Regions from separate parts of the Homo sapiens genome. Here region 2 is linked to region 1. Evidence: chromatin contacts called from ENCODE Hi-C or POLR2A ChIA-PET data. All regions are on one chromosome and are shown on one strand. Each heading gives the region's core, a stretch centred on a gene start or an enhancer-like site at or near the end of the contact. The rest is flanking DNA. Distances are from core to core; before and after follow the strand shown.

Evidence for each region. Hi-C counts contacts between places; a loop is a spot of excess contacts on that map. ChIA-PET counts read pairs that join two places held with the same protein, here RNA polymerase II (POLR2A). Pooled maps may share reads with other maps.
Region 2: a loop to region 1 is called in a pooled map, with 2.7 times the contacts of the local background. The contact joins two enhancer-like sites. A Hi-C loop is called at or near these places in 1 of 168 maps with a recorded cell type or tissue (B cell) and 2 of 50 pooled maps. POLR2A ChIA-PET finds 5 or more read pairs at or near these places in 1 of 52 experiments (WTC11).

What each region holds. Positions count from the first base shown.
Region 1 is chr17:1,210,631-1,214,985 of GRCh38, forward strand. It overlaps a transcript of ABR not described here. Among named protein-coding and RNA genes, the nearest start is that of ABR-AS1, 31 kb to the left of the region's middle. Within about 2 kb of position 3,106, at least 5 of the 41 ENCODE cell types and tissues checked have a DNase peak (open chromatin) inside an H3K27ac peak, as active enhancers do; they include B cell, where a contact is called at or near this core.
Region 2 is chr17:1,589,999-1,594,550 of GRCh38, forward strand. SLC43A2 (solute carrier family 43 member 2) reads right to left here. Exons shown (of 14, transcript NM_152346.3): 6 at 3,189-3,281; 7 at 1,568-1,701; 8 at 1,271-1,473; 9 at 804-950. Among named protein-coding and RNA genes, the nearest start is that of PITPNA, 29 kb to the left of the region's middle. RefSeq lists enhancers at 5-550, 551-1,096, 3,637-4,138 and a silencer at 1,864-2,029. Within about 2 kb of position 2,978, at least 8 of the 41 ENCODE cell types and tissues checked have a DNase peak (open chromatin) inside an H3K27ac peak, as active enhancers do; they include B cell, where a contact is called at or near this core.

The sequences.
Region 1 (4,355 bases), core at 1,856-4,355:
CTCTCAAGCCAAAAATCACTTTGGGCTGTTTCCTCTCTCTCTGCTTCCTGGCTCCTAACACAAAAGGATTACTTTATCACTTTATCAACCAACTGGCAACTCCTATCTACTCACACACAAACTCAAAAGGGCTTTTTCCTCCATGCTTTGCTTAGACCAACCTTAGCCTCTTAAGGACATTTAGAACCGTATTTTTGCATCCTTTTAACATCAACCTGTAGGGCCAGATGGACGGAAAGGGCCCTATATTTTAAAGGTGCCAGACATTTACCACCTCATATCAAGCACTTGGCAAAGCCTGCCAAACTCTGGGGTGCTGGACTGGCTGCTGAAAAATCTCCCGAGCTTGTTAAAAACAGAGATTCCTGGCCGAGCGTGGTGGCTCACGCCTATAATCCCAGCACTTTGGGAGGCCAAGGCGGACGGATCATGAGGTCAGGAGTTTGAGACCAGCCTGTCCAATATGGTGAAACCCCGTCTCTACTAAAAAATACAAAAATTAGCCAGGCGTGGTGGCAGACGCCCATAGTCCCAGCTACTCAGGAGGCTGAGGCAGGAGAATTGCTTGAGCCCAGGAGGCAGAGGTTGCAGTGAGCAGAAATCTCTCCACTTCTTTCCAGCCTGGGCGACAGAGTGAGGCTCCGTCTCAAAAAAATGAATAAATAAATAAATAAATAAATAAATAATGAAAAATAAATAAAAATATGGATTCCAGGTTTTGCTCTGACCCAGTGGGATTCCATTTCAGTGGAGCTAGCCACCAAAAATCGATCTTCTTCTGCTGTTCCTGCAGAGGTGTCTGACTTGCAGTCAGTCCTTATCTAAATTATTCCAGGTCCTGTGGCAGGTGCTTAGAAAACAAAGCGTGAATCATAGGAGTCATTATTGATTGATTATTCACCGTGATTTTTTTACCATAGATTTCCTCATTAATCCCCACAACATTCCAGGAAATAGACACTATTAACACATCCATTTTACAGATAAGATATCCAAGGCACAGAGACGTGAAATAACGTTTTTAAATCCTCACAGCTAGTAAGGGGTAGAGCTGAGGTTCAAACGTGGGCAGTCTGACCCCAGAACCTGCATCCTTTACTGCCATAAGGTGGTATCTGCCTTCAGCAATGCTAGCAAGGTGGGAACAATATGTAAATTACTGTAACAAGGCCGGCCACGGTGGCTCATGCCTGTAATCCCAGCACTTCGAGAGGCCAAGGCAGGCTGATTGCTTGAGGTCGGGAGTTTGAGACCAGCCTGGCCAAGATGGTGAAACCCCGTCTCTACTAAAAATACAAAAAATTAGCCTGGTGTGGTGGCACAAGCCTGTAATCCCAGCTACTCGGGAGGCTGAGGCACAAGAATTGCTTGAACTCGGGAGGTGGAGGTTGCAGTGAGCCGAGATTGCACCGCTGCACTCTAGCCTAGGCGACAAGAGCAAGACCCCATCTCGAAAAAAAAAAAAATTACTATAACAAGAAGAAGAATGAAACAGTGTTAAACTGAGATACAAAGAGGCTGGGCATGGTGGCTCACGCCTATAGTCCCAGTACTTTGGGAGGCCAAGGCAGGAAGATCTCTCGAGTCTGGGAGTTCGAGACCAGCCTGGGCAACAGAGCAAGACCTCATCTCTACAAAAGTTTTATAAGGATTAGCCAGGTGTGGTGGTACATGCCTGTGGTCCCAGCTACTTGAGAGGCTGAAGTGGGAGGCTCGCTTGAGCACAGGAGTTTGAGGCTGCAGTGAGCCCTGATCATGCCACTGCTCTCCAGCCTGGGCAATAGACCATGACACTGTCTCAAAAGAGAAAAAAAAACAACAACAAAACAAAACAAAAAGAGACGCCAGGCACAGTGGTTCACACCTGTAATCCCAGCACTCTGAGAGGCTGAGGCGGGCGGATCATTTGAGGTCAGGAGCTCGAGACTGGCCTGGCCAACATGGTGAAACCTCGTCTCTACTAAAAATACAAAAATTGGCCGGGCATGGTGGCTCACGCCTGTAATCCCAGCACTTTGGGAGGCCGAGGCCAGCAGATCACCTGAGGTCGGGAGTTTGAGACCAGCCTGATCAACATGGAAAAACTCCATCTTTACTAAAAGTACAAAATTAGCCAAGTGTGGTGGCGGACGCCTGTAATCTCAGCTACTTGGGAGGCTGAGACAGGAGAATCGCTTGAGCCCAGAAGTTGGAGGTTGCAGTGAGCCAAAATCTCTCCACTTCACTCCAGCCTGGGCAACAGAGTGAGACACTGTCTAAAAAAAAAAAAGAGAGAGAGAGATAAAGAGATACTTGGGGAGAAGCTGTATCTGGGATGGGAATTTGGACTTAAGAAATTTTTCACCCTTTTACCAAACAGCTAAAGGAGTGTGAAATTCCCCCAACAAATCCTTGAATGGAGCTGCAGACAATCAGAGTCAACCCATCTAACCACGCACAGAGCTTTCTCCAAGATGTGGCACTAAACAAGCTGCAGCCCAGAAACGAAAGCTGGTTATTTCCACTTTTCAGCTTCTAAAACCTGTTAATTTTGTAATATGCTCAGGGTGGGAGACAGCTCAGCCCAGGAAATGATGAGATGTGAAGCTGCAGATTCTGTTTTTCTCCCAAACACTGTGCCGGCCATTAATTCACCTAAAGACCATGATTTGAGACCCAACTAGCAAACTAAGGGGCATCCAAAGAGCAGGAAGACGTGGCCATAGTTTAGGTGACTAAGCAGGTACTATTTGGTGTGAATTAAGGCTGCAGAGCTTGAAGGTCACAGTCTTTTTTTTGAGACGGAGTCTCGCTCTGTCCCCCAGGCTGGAGTGCAGGGGTGCAATCTCGGCTCACTGCAACCTCCGCCTCCCAGATCCACACCATTCTCCTGCCTCAGCCTCCTGAGTAGCTTGGATTACAGGTGCATGCCACTATGCCCGGCTAATTTTTGTATTTTTTTAAGTAGAGGCGGGGTTTCACCATGTTGGTCAGGCTGGTCTCAAACTCCTGACCTCGTGACTCACCCGCCTCGGCCTCCGAAAGTGCTGGGATTACAGGCGTGAGGCACCACGCCCGGCCAAAGGTTACGGTCTTAACTCCTAAGTCCTTCTGTGCTAGCTTCTCAGAGATTGCACGCAAACTGTGCAAAGATACTGTCTTAACCCCACAGTGATTTCACTTCTTCAAAGATGACAGACTCTATGGTTCCAAAGCGACAAAACTGTGAAAACAAGGCAGTCTAAGGTGCTGTTTCTATTTTGGAGAGATGTGAAATGGTTTGTTTTTTGTTTTTTGAGACCGAGTCTCGCCCTATCGCCCAGGCTGGAGTGCAATGGCACAATCTCGGCTCACTGCATCCTCCGCCTCCCGGGTTCAAGTGATTCTCCTGCCTCAGCCTCCCGAGTAGCTGGGATTACAGGCGCCCGCCACCACGCCCGGCTAATTTTGTATTTTTAGTAGAGAAGAGGTTTCATCATGTTGGTCAGGCTGGTCTCGAACTCCTGATCTTGTGATCCACCCGCCTCGGGCTCCCAAAGTGCTGGGATTACAGGCATGAGCCACCGCTCCCGGCCTGAGATGTGAAATGTTACACAGGACTTGGACTTCCCCGCCCCCCACCACCACCTTAAACCTAAAGATAAGCTAACTTCAGGTCCCTTCAACCTAAAATGAACATTTATTTTGGCTTTCATCAGTTTTTGGAATCTATGATACTAGGATGTGTGTGTATATATATATATTTCCTCTCCATGAGTAACCACCACCCCAGGGATGACTTAGGCAAAATATTTAAATTATTCCTTAACAAGTTTAAATTACCCTAACAATGCTGAATATCTACAGTTAATAGCAATTTAAAGGAATATAAAGGAGAGATTTAAGATTTGAATATAAAAATTCTGATCCTGGCCGGGTGCAGTGGCTCATGCCTGTAATCCCAGCACTTTGGGAGGCTGAGGCAGGTAGATCACCTGACGTCAGGAGTTCGAGACCAGCTTGACCAACATGGAGAAACCCCATCTCTACTAAAAATACAAAATTAGCCAGGCGTAGTGGCACATGCCTGTAATCCCAGCTACTCGGGAGGCTGAGGCAGGAGAATCGCTTGAACCTGGGAGGCGGATGTTGCAGCGAGCCAAGATCGTGCCACTGCACTCCAGCCTAGGCAACAAGAGCGAAACTCCACCTCAAAGAAAAAAATATATATATTTGATTGTACATAGTTTTTCCCTGTAATGTGGCAGCTATCTCGGTGTATATAAGCTCAATGGCCAAGTTCTATTTCTCTCCAAATAAAATACTCAGACCAAAAAAGTATTGCTCTTGACCAGGTGGGGTGGCTCACGCCTATAGTCCCAGCACTTTAGGAGGTG
Region 2 (4,552 bases), core at 1,728-4,227, 380 kb after region 1:
CATCCCCTAAAAACCTGATAACTGATTCTTCACAAGTCCTAGGGTATCTTCACCTTGATAAAAACAAGGAAACCATCGGAAAAAGTGGCACACCAGGGAGGCTGCCAATAAAAAGGATTTGGAGTGTTTGTCCCGCCTGGGGATGACTAAGGCTGACTCAGCTCAGGCCCCGGGGAAGTCCTGACTTTCTCTGTAGAATCAAAACCTCTAATCAGCTGAAGACCTGCCCTGTTTGGAAAAGTGGACTGTGGGTTATCAGCTGTGTTTGTTGGAGCTGACAAGCCTCAACTGTTCGCAAGCTCCGAGGAAGTCTCTGCCCTGCCCTGTTTCTCGGTGAGGGATGCAGATCCCAGTGTGGGCCAGTTGCCCCAGCGTCTCCAGCCCCGTCCTGACCTCGATGCCCAGGGTGTCCACGCACCCACCGTGCCACTTTCTGGGAGGACTTTGGGCTTGACCTGCTGTCTTTCAGCCATGCTCAGGTGGAGCGTTCTGTTCTGTTTTCATTTACAGACACACACGGCAACCCTCCCCCTCAGGCACTGGAAAACACACACCCCACACCCCACACCCAGGAGGCTATTTTGGTCCTTCCCTCCCTCCTGGACCAGGAAACCCTGATGGGGACACGAAGAAACAGTTGGGGCTGGCAGTGATGCAATAGCTCTGACGGGCAGACAGCTCCTGGGATGCGGCCTTTCCATGGCCCGGCTGGCCCGGCTCAGCTTAACACATTCTGGCCGGTGGCCAGTGGGCTGGGCTCAGGCCGGGGAGTGACAGCGACCGAGGCTGCCCGGGGCACCTACCTGTCTTCTGGTCGCCGCTGACCAGGAACTTGAGGATGTTGTTCATAGCCCCCATGTAGAAGATGAGCCGCAGCTGCGTGACGCACATGGTGACCAGGCTGAGCAGCAGGATGGGGCTGAACACGCTGTGCATGAAGGAGGGGGCCACTGCAGGGAGAGGGTGCGGGGCTCAGGGCCGGGGCACACTGTCCCCACCACCGGGGGGACACGCAGATCCCTCCACGCTGGAGGCCAGGAGGGGGCCCTCGGGACGGGCCTGGTGAGGGTAACGGGGTTGGCGCTGCGGTGGGGTCACCTCTTGGGTGAAATCAGGCAAATCCCTTTCCCTCCCCCAGGCCTTCCTGAGCGCCTCTGCAGAACAGGGCGGGCGGGGCCGCCTCCCCTTTTGGGGTGAGGTGGGAATGGGGTGAGCCGATACCCACAGAGCACTCCCTGCCCGTCGCCCGGCTGCGGTCTCAGGCGGGTACCTGCGGCATCCGGCTGGCACTTCACCTCCAGGTCGACGGTGGACAGGCACAGCTTGTGGCCCTCCTGCAGCGCCACCTGCTCCTTGGCACTCCTCATGGAGCTGCCCACACTCAGGCGCCGGCCCACCGTGGTCACCTGCTTGTAGAACTGCTTCCCTGTGATCTTGTGGTCAAAGCCCAGCCAGCTGAACTTGATCTTCACCCTGGGGCCCCGGGAGAGTGTCTGTGGGTGCTGCCCGGGACCCCGGCTGGGGGGCGGGGGCTGGGGGCAGGCGGGACGGGGGCACCTCTACTTACGAGTAGTCCATGTCCTCCGGCCCCGGGAAGGGCTCAAGGGGCCAGTTAAAGAAGCAGTTGAGGAAAACCAGCCCGGAGCAGCCGGCCCAGACCACGAGGACGACGATGAAGGAGACACCAGCATCATAGATGAGCTGACAGGCACCGCGGGGACGGGGTGGGGGGGGGAGGGGGCAGAGTTAGCCCGGGGAGGCCAGAGCCGCAGCAGGCAGGGGCGTCTGGCCACCCCTGCTGTCCCTGTGCTGAGCCGCGCAAAGAGGCACAGCCCTGCCAGCCTGGGCGTTGGGGCATCAGGCACCCGCCTTCCAGTCCTCCCACCGTGCCTGCCCTGCTGGTCATCTGGGCCTGGCGTGTGATTAGCCCCCCGACTCGGAGGCCTTCCTGACCGCCCCGCCATGACCACGGCACGTCTTGCAGGCTCATAGTGATCGGCCCAGCAGAGGGGACGGTGCTCCTGGTCCGTCGGCTTGTCTGGTATTAGCGGAGCTCCCTGAAGGCGGGAACCGGCCAGCCCCGTCCACTGATGCTTCCCCAGTGCCTCTGAGAGCTCACATGGCAGAGGCCAAAGAAATGCTCAAGGAAGCCAGGCATGGTGGCTCACGCCTGTAATCCCAGCACTTTGGGAGGCCAAAGTGGGCGGATCATGAGGTCAGGAGTTCCAGGCCAGCCTGACCAACATGGTGAAACCCCATCTCTACTAAAAATACAAAAATTAGCCGGGCATGGTGGCGGGCACCTGTAATCCTAGCTCCTTGGGAGGCTGAGGCAGGAGAATCACTTGAACCTGGGAGGTGGAGGTTGCAGTGAGCCGAGATCGTGCTGCTGCACTCCAACCTGGGCGACAGAGCAAGACCCTGTTCCCCCCCAAAAAAAGGAGGAGGAAGAACTTTCGGGATGCTCCCCAGTCCAGGGGCATGAGAATCTCTGCAAGTCCATAGGATGGCTGGCCCCAGAGTCCCAGCTCCCACCACTTCAATGCCCAGGTGGCCAGCCCACACCGTGTCCCCCTCTCCTCGCCAACAGCATTCCCACACACACCACCGAGGAAAGGGGCTTTTACTTAGTGTGAGGGTCAGAGGTGGGAGAAGCCCCTACGGGGCCCTGGCAGACCCACAGGGTCTGGGGAACTTGGGCTGATGGACTGTGAGGTGTTTGCTTCGTCCTGACCCTGTGTGACTTCCACAGGCTCAAAATCCTGCCTAGGAGGGAAACAGCTGAAACACTTGGCCAAGAGCAGTGCTTTGGCTGGCGGGGAGTAACGGTACAATAACAGCAGGCTGGGGGTTGGGGAGCAGGGGAGCAGCGGGAGACCAGGATGACGGAGGAGACGGGGGCAAGACTCACAACTGGAAACAGACTCACCCACCGCCCTTCCCCTGCCCCAGCCCCGAAATGCAAAGGCACCTGCGGCAGATCCTGCAGCCACATGCGTGATTCCCGTCCCCTGAGGCCCCGCGGTTTTCATTTGTCGCCCCTGTGATGCCCAGGTGCATCCTGCCCGGGTGGGGGTGGTGGAGAGGGGCCACCCCGGGTGCCCACAATTGCCTCCCTCTTCAGAGAGGGTGGAAGGAGCCTGGAGCAGGCCTCTGCACAGACACCAGTGCAAAATACACGTGCTCACCTTGATTCCTGGAAAGGTGACTGCCGAGGAGGCGTAGGACCCAATCATCAAGGCAATAAACGTGGACCGAAGGTCGCCGAACATGTTGGGCAGCTGAGAGATAAGAAGCAGAGAAACCTCAGTGGGGAGGATGCACCAGGGAAGGGGAGGAGGAGGGGACAGAGAACTAGGCCCCATGAGGCCCCTTCTTCACCTGCGCCCCTTCCTGTGTGACTCACAGGGGCATTAGTTCAGGGGCAATGACCGCTCACTGAAGGTTTCTCCTTCATGGACTGAGGCTGATGGGGCCAAGGAGGGAGGTAATGCAGAATACAAGCAGTTGTCTGACTTTCCGGCTGGCAACCCTCCCTATCTCTCTGCTCCTGGCAGAGCCCAGGAGCCTTCTTGTCTTTTCAGGGTAACACTGAGATGCCAGAGAACAAAGTTATGAGCCTCAGGCAGCCCTCAAAGGGAGAAAGCCTGTTAAAAATAAGAATCTATTTGGGGATAATAGCATCATTTTATAAATAAAAATATCAGCATTCCAGAAAGACCAGATGTCAGCAAAAACTGCTTTTGGTTTGGAGAGGGTAGGTTTTTGGAAGATGTCAATCAGAATTCTACAGTTCTCTTCGGTCTGAGGATGAAGCTGGCCCAGGATTCCTGCTTCTGAATTTCTTTTCTTTGTTTTGAGATGGGGTTTTGCTCTTGTTCCCCAGGCTGGAGCGCAGTGGTGTGAGCTCGGCTCGTTGCAACCTCCGCCTCCCTGGTTCAAGTGATTCTCCTGCCTCAGCCTCCCAAGTCGCGAGATTAGAGATGCCCGCCACCATGCCTGGCTAATTTTTGTATTTTTAGTAGAGACGGGGTTTCACCATGTTGGCCAGGCTGATCTCAAGTGATCCGCCCGCCTCGGCCTCCCAAAGTGCTGGGACTACAGGCGTGAGCCACCGCGCCCGGCCTCCTGCTTCTGAATTTCTCAGTACAAGCAGGGGATTATCTTCCCACAGGATGTTCGGCCCGAGCAGTTAGCATCCTGGAAGGCCAACGGGAAGCAAGGTCCGGGCTCTCTTCCCAACGAAGCCACTCTCGGCATCTCACATCAGCTCATTCTGGGTACAGGGCAAGAGGGGGCCCACCTGAACAGGACTTCAAGGCTAACTCTTGCTCATTCTACCGAAATCCAGGCCTAGGGCAAACTACATCCTCCCAAAGAGGCACAGGTTCTCTAACCTCAAGAGACATCACACTGTGTGTAGCAAACCTTTCCTGTCCACACCCAGCGTCCCTGGCCTTGGGGGCTGCCCTCTGGATAGCCATGCCAACCTATTTCATTAAATTCAGGCTGCTTATGGGGACTTAATCTATGTCCCCTCCACCCTCCCCAC